Regions from separate parts of the Mus musculus genome. Here region 1 is linked to region 2. Evidence: chromatin contacts called from ENCODE Hi-C or POLR2A ChIA-PET data. All regions are on one chromosome and are shown on one strand. The core of a region is the stretch at or near the end of the contact, and the rest is flanking DNA. Distances in the headings are between cores, read along the strand shown.

Evidence for each region. A loop is a pair of places that touch in the nucleus more often than their neighbours do. ChIA-PET counts read pairs that join two places held with the same protein, here RNA polymerase II (POLR2A).
Region 1: POLR2A ChIA-PET joins it to region 2 with 55 read pairs in Patski. The contact joins two enhancer-like sites. A Hi-C loop is called at or near these places in 1 of 37 maps with a recorded cell type or tissue (Patski). POLR2A ChIA-PET finds 5 or more read pairs at or near these places in 2 of 5 experiments (Patski and embryonic stem cell).

Annotation. Positions count from the first base shown.
Region 1 is chr15:59,825,129-59,830,698 of GRCm38, reverse strand. It overlaps Gm36819 (a long non-coding RNA gene), which reads right to left. Exons shown (of 3, transcript XR_384128.2): 2 at 3,508-3,577; 3 at 1-2,538. Among named protein-coding and RNA genes, the nearest start is that of Gm36819, 4.5 kb to the right of the region's middle. Within about 2 kb of position 2,340, at least 1 of the 3 ENCODE cell types and tissues checked has a DNase peak (open chromatin) inside an H3K27ac peak, as active enhancers do.
Region 2 is chr15:59,780,539-59,786,018 of GRCm38, reverse strand. No RefSeq gene overlaps it. Among named protein-coding and RNA genes, the nearest start is that of Gm19510, 12 kb to the left of the region's middle. Within about 2 kb of position 1,943, at least 2 of the 3 ENCODE cell types and tissues checked have a DNase peak (open chromatin) inside an H3K27ac peak, as active enhancers do.

The DNA of each region.
Region 1 (5,570 bases), core at 1,091-3,590, 44 kb before region 2:
TACAATAGCAAGCACCTTCCCTTCTATAATGTAAAGCCAGGGTCTCGGCCACCTCGGCCTCCCCTTCTAGAACCACCTCGAGGGATGGTAGGTATGTCTTCACAAGACTTATTCACATAGTGACGAAACCCGTGTGGACCATGTGTCCGTGGCCCTCTTATCATTTATATAAAGCCCCAAAACTGGCTGATCGGTCCTTTCCTGGGAGGACAGAGACTTGGGTCCAAGGTTGTCTCCCTTCGATGTTACAATTTTTGTTACGTTGTCGTTCTATTCAGGGCAGAGAAAAATGAAATCTTAAAAGAGTTGTTATTTTTGAAAGAGAAAAGAATCTTGGAAATTTCGAGGGCATTAGAGAGTCCCCTCCCCCGTTGTAGCCCTGGCAGAACTGTTAGGAAATCCATTCCTCTGAGGTATGTGTGTTTGCACTAAGCACATAAAATCTGTGTACATGTTCATATACAGACACACACACACTGTTCTTGGGAAGTGAAGATATGCTATCCAGAGCAAAGGCAGGGAGGAGAAGTGTTAAAGCGCATCTCTGTGCTGCACTGCCCTCTGCCTAAGACACGTGCACATGATGGGGCTTCCTTGTCTAAGGATGTCACTGTAGCTTTGGTGGAGAAATTCCTTAAGTGGCTTCTGATGGTCACACTTCATCTTCTGGCTTCGGATATGACACCTATAAGCTGGTGAGTTCTACTTTCAGGAGCCAATCGTGCGTGCTCATGAGCACATCCACACACATAGGAGAAGCTAGACCTTCCCCATAAAAAGGAAGAACAAAGGCAGGATTCCTGTGAACTTAAGAGAAATGCAAGCTTGTAGCTAATGAAGAAATGGAAACTAAAATGGTATCAGAACACAGAGGCTCATTTCCTCAAAACTTGATGATGGCCCCTGTTGAGGGGACCAGAAACCCGTCTTTATCTTAGGATTCCCAGGCCCCTCAGCTGCCCTGTAAAGGCTCATGTGACCATTTTGTCTCTCAGCTCTTTGAATTTGGCCTGTGTTTCTAGGAGACTTGAGTCAGGGACTGTATGTCTGGTCACTCAGGTAATTCACTACACAACTGGGAGAGGAGGGCCACTTCTACCAGACAATGTAACTGGATCCTTCCCAGTGATGTGGAGTGCTTCTACAAAGACATGATTGCTAATTGATTCTGTAACACTGCCATCTACACGTCATGATTCTCTCTGAGTCAGTCCCTTCCCTGTGCCTGATACCTTGCTCAGTAACCAGGACCTAACAATACCTCAATAAAAATCCTCAGAATTCAGAAGCAAGGAACTGGAGAAGATGGCCTTCACCTCGCTCAGACCCAGAACAAGCAAATATTGTAGAGAACAAAATGTTATGAGAACATGCCTGCTTCCTGGGTTATCCTTTAGAGAAGACATACAACACTGCAGTTGACATCTCTGGTTCTGAGGTAGAAAGGATCTGGGTTTTGAGTCACGGCTCCACAACTTACTGGGTCCTACTGAGCATGCTCCCAAACTGCCCCACGGCTGAATCTTCTATTCTGTGAGAAGTCAGTGAGACGAAGCCTCTATGGAGGGCCTGAAATGTGGTAAGACTTGCTCTATGCATCTCAGCTATAGTTGGAAAGTTACGATGTCAACTAATCAATTCAACAACGATCCCTGAGAGCAGACTTTCCCGCACCCAGACTTCCTATCCCAGGCGGGAGACTATGCCCAAAACCTACAAAGTGCTCAATAACAGCTGTCGGATGGAGGGGAGGAAGAAGGGGAAGAAGAAAGAGGAAGAGGAGAGTGGGAAGAAAGTGAGGATGCATGATGAAAGATGATGAAAGAGAGTCTGGAAAGTGAGGGGTCACTGACGGGGTCATAGGGGTGCAGCTCCTGTTCTGCCATCTCTAACTCTGTAACTCTGAGCTAGTCCATCCCTCTGCCTCACTCTGGAATATTTTAAGATGGAAGGTCCCTTCCCCAGCCAGCATCTGGTGGTGCCTGTCTAGTGGAGAGCAGAGGGGCAGGTGCTTGTTCCTGTTTGCAACACTTCCGCTGGCCTGAAGATGGCACCTCTGAGTCAGAAAGAAGCCAGTTTCTGCAGCCTCAGCTTCCAAGCATCTAAGTGCCTAGCAGACGGGATCTAGGGAAATCTATTGCTTGTTGCCTGAGGCAGTGAATGACTCCGCTTCCTTCCTTGCCTACCCCGCTTCTCCCAGTGCCCTCATATGGGGAGGCAGCTGGCTCTGTCATCCAGGTCCTGTTTCTTGCTGGTTGGCCTTGCGCAAAGGCACCCTGCTTTCCTGAGGACTCTTTCACTGTCAGCAAAAGGAGAATTACAGTCCCGGACTTAGTGCGAACTTCACATCAGATGCAGAGCACCGTGCCAAGCACCTGGTGGGGGACTCGTGAAGGATGGCTTCCATTTCTTCCAGGCCTTCCCCAGAATGTGGTCAGCACAGGAGAGGAATGAGTGGGACGACGAGGGAAGAGGAGATGACTCCAGAAAGATGACGTCACTCTGTGACAGGATGCTTCTGCTCGTATATGCCTGGTACTGCGGGGAGTGAATAAAGTCCTGAGTGAATGTTTGTTGGTGACAGGAAAAGGGCCACGAAAGTGGTCACGTCAATGCCACCAATGCCTCAGACTCACGGGAATTAGAAAGCCTTTCCCTGGTGCATGGATATTGGATACTGGCAGAAAATGTCCAGGGCAGCTTCCTCCTCCCGTGTGTTCACAGCCCGAGACTGCTCCCCATAGAGACCCCCACCAAGACTAGTTAAGTCTGCCCTCCTCCTTCAGCTGCATACTACACACTTGTTCAGCTGTGGACAGCCAACCCAGCTCCTTAGTACGGGTGTATGAAATGAACTGCTGAGTTCTATCAGAGCACATGACCCACCTGGTCCCAGCTTTCCTGCGCCTGTGCCTTTGTGCCTGCTTTCTTTTATTCCCTGTTGCCCCAGTCAGGTCAGTCCCTAAGCTGTTCAACTGTGTCCCTTCAAGGACCCATGTCTGTTTACTCTCCCCCTCGTCTCCCAAAGCCAGAGAGCAACGGTTGCCTTTCTGAATGAATAATGCAGCGGCTGCATTACGATCACCCTGCCCTTTGCTAGGCCTTTTGTGGGCTTTGACCTTACATATGCATATAGAGCTGCCATCTTTCCATATCCAGCTTCTGTGGCATGACCATGCTCTGTAAATGCATGGCTTTTACCGTGCAGTTTACTCTTCATATACTGAGCACCTCTGGGCACATGGCTGCCTGCTCAGTGTTCAACAGATGAGAGGTCCTGGAGGCTTGGCTGGCCTTCAGGCCAGAGATCCTGCTGCTAAGAAGGATGCACAGAGCCATCCAGGGTAAAGAAGACTCAAACGCTAGAAAATTAAGGCAAAAGACCATTGTACACCATTCCTCACATTCACATCCCAAGTGTTCTTTGGTTGTGATCACTTGATCTCTGTAGAGAGCTGAGTACCACCATCAGCAGATGGGGAAACTGAGTCTGTGAAGGAGACTTACCCAGGATGGCAGAGCCAGACAGAAGGACAGGGTCCTCTACTCCAATGAGCCAGTCTCAAGAGAGTGGGTCCTAGACAACAAGTAGTTTCAATGGTGTGAAAATGAGAACCACAGTATATTTTTAAAAATCATAAAGAGCTGGCTTCTGTCATGTGACTCACCAGCCCCAGGCCTGCGTGAGGCTGGGGTTGTATTTGTCCCAACACAAAGCTTTTAAGGAATGAATTGCCATGATCCTTGCATTGCGTTTGAAGAAACGCAAGCTCTCTTGGGGAATGGCTAGGTTGCAGGTCACAAGTTACTACACAGAGCCATGGTAGCGCAAGGAATAAGCCCCAAGCCTTCCCTGGGGAGTGGAAACTGCAGAGAGCATGACACATGACTTTTTTTTTTTCAAGGATGCTAACAAAGAGTTCAAACAGAGAAGGCATGTGATACAGAGGTCGGGGGCAGAAGACAGGGTATCCATGGAGAAGCTTGGGAAACGGATCTGCTCTGTCAGGACACTGAGACCATGTGTGAAACACAGCCTTCAAGAGCCTCTTCCCAAGGAGACTGCAGCGCTCTAAAAATGCTCCTGGGGAAGGAAAGCACACCAAATTTCTAATCTGTGGGGGGAGGGAGGGACTCTGAGGAAAAGGAAATGTCCCACCCACTCTTCCATGCACCCCCAACCCCAAGGAATCTGGGCCACCAGAGCAAGACCCTCTGGGTTCTTATTAATGAGCCTGTCGAAGATTCTGCCCAGCGTCCACAGACCGTGGAAATAATTCATAGCGACAGAGCGTGTTTATGTGGGATGACTGCCAACCTCTGGTTTCTTCAGCCTCAGTGCTCCCTCTCGCTCCACTGACCAACCAAGGCCTGTTAGGAGTCTGCCCTCAGCGACAGAAGCCAGAGAACACCCAGATGCTCCCCTCCAGAACCACCTGTCCCCAGCAAGGTCAAAGAAGCCACTCTCTTGGGCTCTGTATGGTCATCGCCCTGGTAACCTAAGAGGTTATTTCTCCCTCCCTAACCCAGTGAAATTCTGAGGGGGCTTTCTGGCTCCTGGTACATTTCTCAGAAATGCACTGGAGAGGCTTGGCATGACCTCAGGGAGAAGGCTAACCAGAACACAGATGCAAAGAGCAGAGCTTGCCTCTTGCCTCAGCCTGCAGAGGCCAAGGCTCAGCCCCAGACTTCCTCACGTCCTCACCCAGAGCCATTACGGGACCTCAGTTCTGGTGTTCTCACAAAGGGGTCCCGAAGAAGACCCACTGAACAGTGTACCATCGCCACCTCTACCACAAAAGCCAAACTCACCCATCAAATGCAAGAAATGGTCAACTGCATCACAGATATGGCAGAGGGGAGCCACCCTCTCTGATTTAAAGTTTCTCGTGAGTCTTGTGATGCCACAAGGGGACACAGCGTGGCATCCATCTCTGCAGGTTGTAAGCTTGTATTTAAACAGGGTTTGTGAGGGTTTTAAAGTCAAGTGTGTCCGCATCAGCCAAGGAAAAGTTCAGGGCATTTGCTCAAACATAGGCAGCAGAGGGATGGCTGAACTGAGAGTGAGGCTTGCTCTGTGACTAATGAGAACTAGGAAAGCTTCTCACGATTCCCTGTGCTGGGAGGTTCACTCATCTCTTGAAAGTGTGAGTTAACCAGCTAAGCATGCTTGTTATACACTCCATGCCAGCTTAGAGAGAAGACCCATCAATATACATATCCACGCAGTTATGAGCATCCAAGGACACACATTGAAAAGTACAAGTGCCGTCAACTATTTCTCATGGTAGTTTTGTTCCATAGAACTGCCATGGATATTTTAGTTATTAAACCATTGCTCCGAGGGGAAACAGAGGGTTAGGCTTTTCATAGCTTCTGCTCGTATCATTTCATCAACCGTCCAAACGCATCCTTATTTTATGTGTTTTTGTGAGCAGCATCTTACTTAATAGACTGGATGCGTTCACGCTGATTTCACAGGCAACAGCGCTGTCTCAGGCTGTATGAAATTTATCTCACATTCACTGAAAAAGTGAGTTGAAAAAGTGTTTTTACAGTATGAACTAAAA
Region 2 (5,480 bases), core at 694-3,193:
AGGGGTTCCCAGGGGTCAGCACATCTGCATAGGGGGAAGCCTAGCCAAGGTACAGTGTGCCATGCAGACTCAACTCCTAGTGGCCTCGAAGAGTCTCAATTTTGTGCTTGATTGTTCTGATGAGCCATGGGGGTGGGAGGGGGTGGGGCAGGGCAGAGGCTGCAAATGAGCTAAAATGTCATAGCTAGAAAGGTAGGAAGAGACATATGGCTACAGAATGAAGTTGGGGGGACGAAGAAATTGAAAGGGGAAAGAAAGAAAAGTGGTAGAAGAGGGGTGGACGAAGAAAAAGAAGGATGGAAAGAGGAAGAAGAGAGGAACAGAGGATAAAACATTGGCTGCATCTGTAAAGGCTGCTGTTTCTGGGAGCCAGAGTTCTCAGAAATTTGATACTCTGATGTGCAGAATGTGCATATGAACGTGTGCAAGCACATGTGTCCTTGCAGATGTGTGAGAACGGAATATAGATGCAATTGCTTGCTGTGCTGTTCTAGTATGTGAGCATGTGTATGTTGACATGATATATGTGTGTGTGTGTGTGTACATGTGTGTGTGTGCATGTGATTGTGGGTGTGCTTTTATGCATGAACATGTTCGTATGCTGTGTTTTATGGGTGCCCATATATGCATGCCTGCATCTGTGCCTAAGCATCCTAGGCTAAGACTTAAAAGGGTTAGAATGGTATCGGGACCGCCATGGAACAGCTTCATGTGACCTTCAGTAAGTCATGTCTCCAGGCTGGCTGTCAGGTTTCTTGCATGTTCTTTATAGAACAATGCTTACCACATAAAGGTCGTTCAGTTAATATTTAGTAAGTACTAAGTACTTTAAGTAACTAAGTACTTTAAAGTAACGCTATCTGCTTAAGGTTAAGGAAATTTTTTAAAATGAAAATTACATGCAATACTACTTTCTTTGTTCATGACACATAATAGAAGCTCAATAATTATTGGATTTGTCCCTTTAGGGCAGTGCTACTAAGAACTTAAAGCAATTCTTGAGTCCATCTCAGGGGTTTCTGGGCTCCCATTAAGGTATCTATTAACCAGACTGCTTTCAATTACTGCCTGCTTTCAGGCAAAATTTGACAACCATACATTTGCAAAAATTAAAAGTACGTTTGAATTTAAACAACTTGAAGATCAGGGAGGTCAGCTTTGCTTTCGGCAACTTGGGATTGGGGGGGTGGGGGGGCGGGTTGTGAAGGGCAGGAAGTTTGCTAGTGACCTGAGGTCCTGACCTCCTGTCTGGGTGTCACACATGTAGTTCACAATCATACACGGTAGGAATTGTTATCAGCACGCAGTGGAAGTGGCTAGGGCCCAGAGAGATTGAGTAAGCCATCCACGGCCACAATGCTCACCACAGGCCCGCAGAGCTAATTCCAAACCCATCAAATGGTATTCAAAGCTGGGAAGGTAAAAAGCCCACTTTACTTGGGCAGGCAGAGCGAGGGCTAAGGCCACAAACATCTCAAAATCAAGTCAGCCGCAGTTGAGTATTGCCAGATGGAGCCAGGGCCGTGTGGCAATCAGAAAACTAGTCAGGTGGCACTGGGACAGTGCCTCTGAGGTATTTCACAAACATGGGGAACAAACACATTTGGTGTCGCAATCCTGGCCACCCGGAGCTGCCGCGTTGGCTTTTTTTTTTTTTTTTTTTTTTAGAACGGCCAGTGGATACGGAGTTTGAAAGGCTGATAGCACCACTGGCGAGCACAGACCAGAGGCCCATCTTTGAGCCTGTAGAGCCCTGGAGAAAGAACACAGCCCTTTCTGACAGCCCAGTCCCCTCCCAGCCACAGCCAGAGAAAACGGAGGTAGCCAAGAGTTACACTTCAAACCCCTCAGTGAGTCACTTCAGCTCTTCCATTTGTCATCTTTTCCCATTGCGTCGCTCCACAGAATTATGACCCGGGCTCGCGGCCTTCTGACTAGACCCCAGGCATGCCTGTTCCTCGCTGCAGCCACCTCCACGTCCAGGAATCACCATCTCCTCCCCTCTGATGAGCCATCCATCCTGTAATCCTCCAAACAAAAGCTAATGAAGCCTGCATCTCCTCGGAATTTCACAATGCCCTCTGGGGTGATTAGTCTCCCTGGTACCAAGTGCTCCGTAAACTCGGAGCCCAACTGCAATCACATTCCACTTATTTTCCTAATTAATCTCCCCAAGCACCTGCCTGCATGGACGCAGTAAGCTCAGAATGCACTGCGGAGAGGTTTCCTCACTACCCAGCAAATTATTCCGAAGCCCTGTGGAAAGCCAAATAAAAGCCAAACCGAGTCCCCCGCCATCCCCCCCCACCCCACCCCCACCCCCGCCATCCCCTAACACCCCCCCCCTTGAAGGCACCAGGCCAGAAGGGACTGGTGTGTGACTAGATTTACAGCTGCCATGAGTTTTCTCTACCACTCTGTCATGAATTCTCACTGACATCGAGCATCACTGTTGACACAGCATAGTTTCTTTGATGCAGGGCTCCAAAGTCAAATTCCTGACTGCAGCCAGTGCCCACCCCCACCCCCACCCCCATTGAGCCCTGAAAGAGCTAGTCTTCCGGATTCTTTTTCTCAGCTTTTCCCAGGATCCAAGAGGATGTCAGGAGCTCTGAGACTGGATCAATTTTCACTGCTCACAGATGGTTTTCCTCCTGTCCTCGGACCACGGTGGGGAGCATCTCTGTGGAATTTCTAGATAAGAACACACTGTGATTTCCAGTGGAGAAGGGGAGCATTGGTTTCACACCTACCCTTCTCGGGATGCTAACTGAATTGTGGTACACCCAGTAGGCAACCCTTAGACTGAAAAGACTAAGTGTGCACATCACGTCTGTAGCGAGGACCTCCTAAAAGAGTGCCTGCAGCGCTTGTAGTGAACTTCAAGGCTAGGAAACTGCTTGGAGGCAGAGCCAGAGGAAAGCAACCCTGACTGGGGGAGCCTACTATCTGCTTTAACACCAGTGCTCCTGGCTAATCCCAACAATGGTGAGAGTGAGCCTACTGCACTCTGCTAAGGAACCGAAGCTCTGAGCTCTGACCTCCGAACTTCAGAAGGAGACACGACTCCATGATAGTGACCAAAGTCTCTCTCCAGCCCCAAGAGTCACCACTACAAGTGAAGTCAAACTAAAGAATCGTCTAAGCTCCTTATAGGGGCAAAAGAGTCACAAAGGGCATCTGCAAGCTTGGTGAGAGGAGGTGCCCTGGTCACACTAGTAAACAGTGAGACAGACGCTAGCTCTACTCTGTGTCTAGACCTGGTACAGACCAGAGGCACAAACTCTGAGCTCACAGTGAGGACCAATCCAGTGTGAAAATAGAAAAATCTACAAAAATGGTAGAGAGAGAGTGGGAAGAAAGTGCTCGGTTTTCACCGGAAGCAGCTTGGGAAGTCTTCCTAGAAGAAAGCAGCTTTTTAACTGGGTCTTTGAATTTGAATGTGCCTACTAATTGCTTCAACCTGCTCACTATAGTTGCCCCTTGCTATACACCAGGCGCCACGTAAACTCTTCTGGTTAATATTACCTCATTTAATTGCTCAATATGTAGGCAGACACTGCTGCTATTTCCAGGATACAGATGAGAGCTGAACTAACATCATGACAGCCAGTAGCTGTTGGAGTGAGGCTCCAATCTCATTGGGATCCGATGCTCATCTGTCTAAAGAGAGATGAACTGGAGACAAAGAACAAGGTGCACTCTTCCCCGGTGTTCATGTGGGAGCAGGGAGTGAAGCCACAAATCAGGGAAGGAGGACAAAGCCTATATCACCACTTGACAGAGAGTCTCTCCGCCCGCAGCAAATAACAAACTGGAAGCAACTTTAGACATTTGTTGCTTTCAGAAGAGCAGCTAAAGGGAGAAACAACTGAGGTGTTTGCTCCATCGTTCCTCCAGTGCAAATATGACAAGGGGAGAAATGAGCAAAGAACCCATTTTCCCAGAAACAATAGCCACCATTTGCATAAAGAATGTGCTAGCCTCTAGGTAGCACAGGCCCATTTGAGTGTTCTAATAAGGGCTGCTGAAAACTTAAGCTACTGGCCACATGTGAATCACACATCCAGTGTTAAAACAATATTTTAAAAAGGACAGATGCCTCGTTCCTTTTAAACACATCAAATTTGTATGACTCTATAGACACTGAATATTATTTTCTCTCCTTAACAGAAAATCAGAGCAATTAGCTGTTTTTCAAAGAAGAATATGGTTAGAAAGCGACACGGCTGAAGCACAAGGGTGCAAACTGTGGTGGTCTGACTCTAACGTGATGCAGCTTGCCACTATCTCTTCTCTTGCATAAAGTAGACATTGTTGTCCACATAAGCCAAACAAAGGGATGGCGGTCCAGGAAGACTCTGTGAATCATCCCATAATTTAGGTGGAAAATCTGCATATTTTTTGCACAATAATCATCTCCTCAATCATGGGGCAACAGCACCCCTGGTCCTGCCACCCACTGGTGGTGCTCCCTACACTGGTCATCTCAACTCTCTACTGCTTTGCGGCATCACCTGGAGGACAAAGCAAGAGGTTAAGCAATGGCCTGGTCAAAACCAGGACATAACCACAGCTTTAGCATTGGCACCCTGTGGTTTCCACTACCTGGGAAGTAAACCCATCTTGCTGGTAGGCAAACCACAACCAAACCTCAGCAGCTATCCTCATGCAAATGAGGATACTCTGAGGATCCTGCTGGCATCTTTGTGGTAGTCTCTCCTCTAGTCACCAACAGCCTGTCCGGTCTCTGTGCACATATCTGGCACATATCTGTTCCTTACCTCACAAGCGGGGGGGGGGGGGGGGGGACGGGGACTCTTTTTTCTCTCCCTTTGAATCTTAAGACCTACTTGGCCCAAATAAACTTTGCAGAAACAGTGTTCTAGAATGACTGAGCTGGCTCCAGGAGGTTGGGCAGCTCTCTCCCCATCTTAGAATCCATCCCTCAAGCTGTGGAGAAGCTTGGATTTCACTATAATGATGGGAGGGTATCTGGGGAGACTGAGTCTGGAGATAACCAGACATCTTGGCTATGTCCACCCCAGGTAACCTCTAGCTGAGGACAGCTAACCAACTAGCTGTGACTACCACACACACAGAAAAAAAAACGTTTGGAAGAACACTAGATCTTGTTTGAAGCTGCTATATTTTAAGTGATTTGTTATTCAGTCTTAAAAAAGAAAAACAGTATGAAAGATTTTTTTTTCAGTATGAAAGATTTCTCGGTTGCTTACCAGTGTCAGTGTGCAGTGGATCACAGTACCTGGGTGTGCTCACACCTTCATGACTGATGGGCAATTTCTGACCTAAGGGCAAGGGGCAGTAGTGTGGCTTCATTCATTGAGTGTGAGTGCCTTTCTGTGACAGGAATATGCTGGAGCCAAGGATCTTGTAATTTAAAAGTGATCAATGCCTGTAAGAAACCATGTTTGGGAAGAAAGGTCCAATCCTAGCAGAGAGAGAAAGAGAGAAGATGG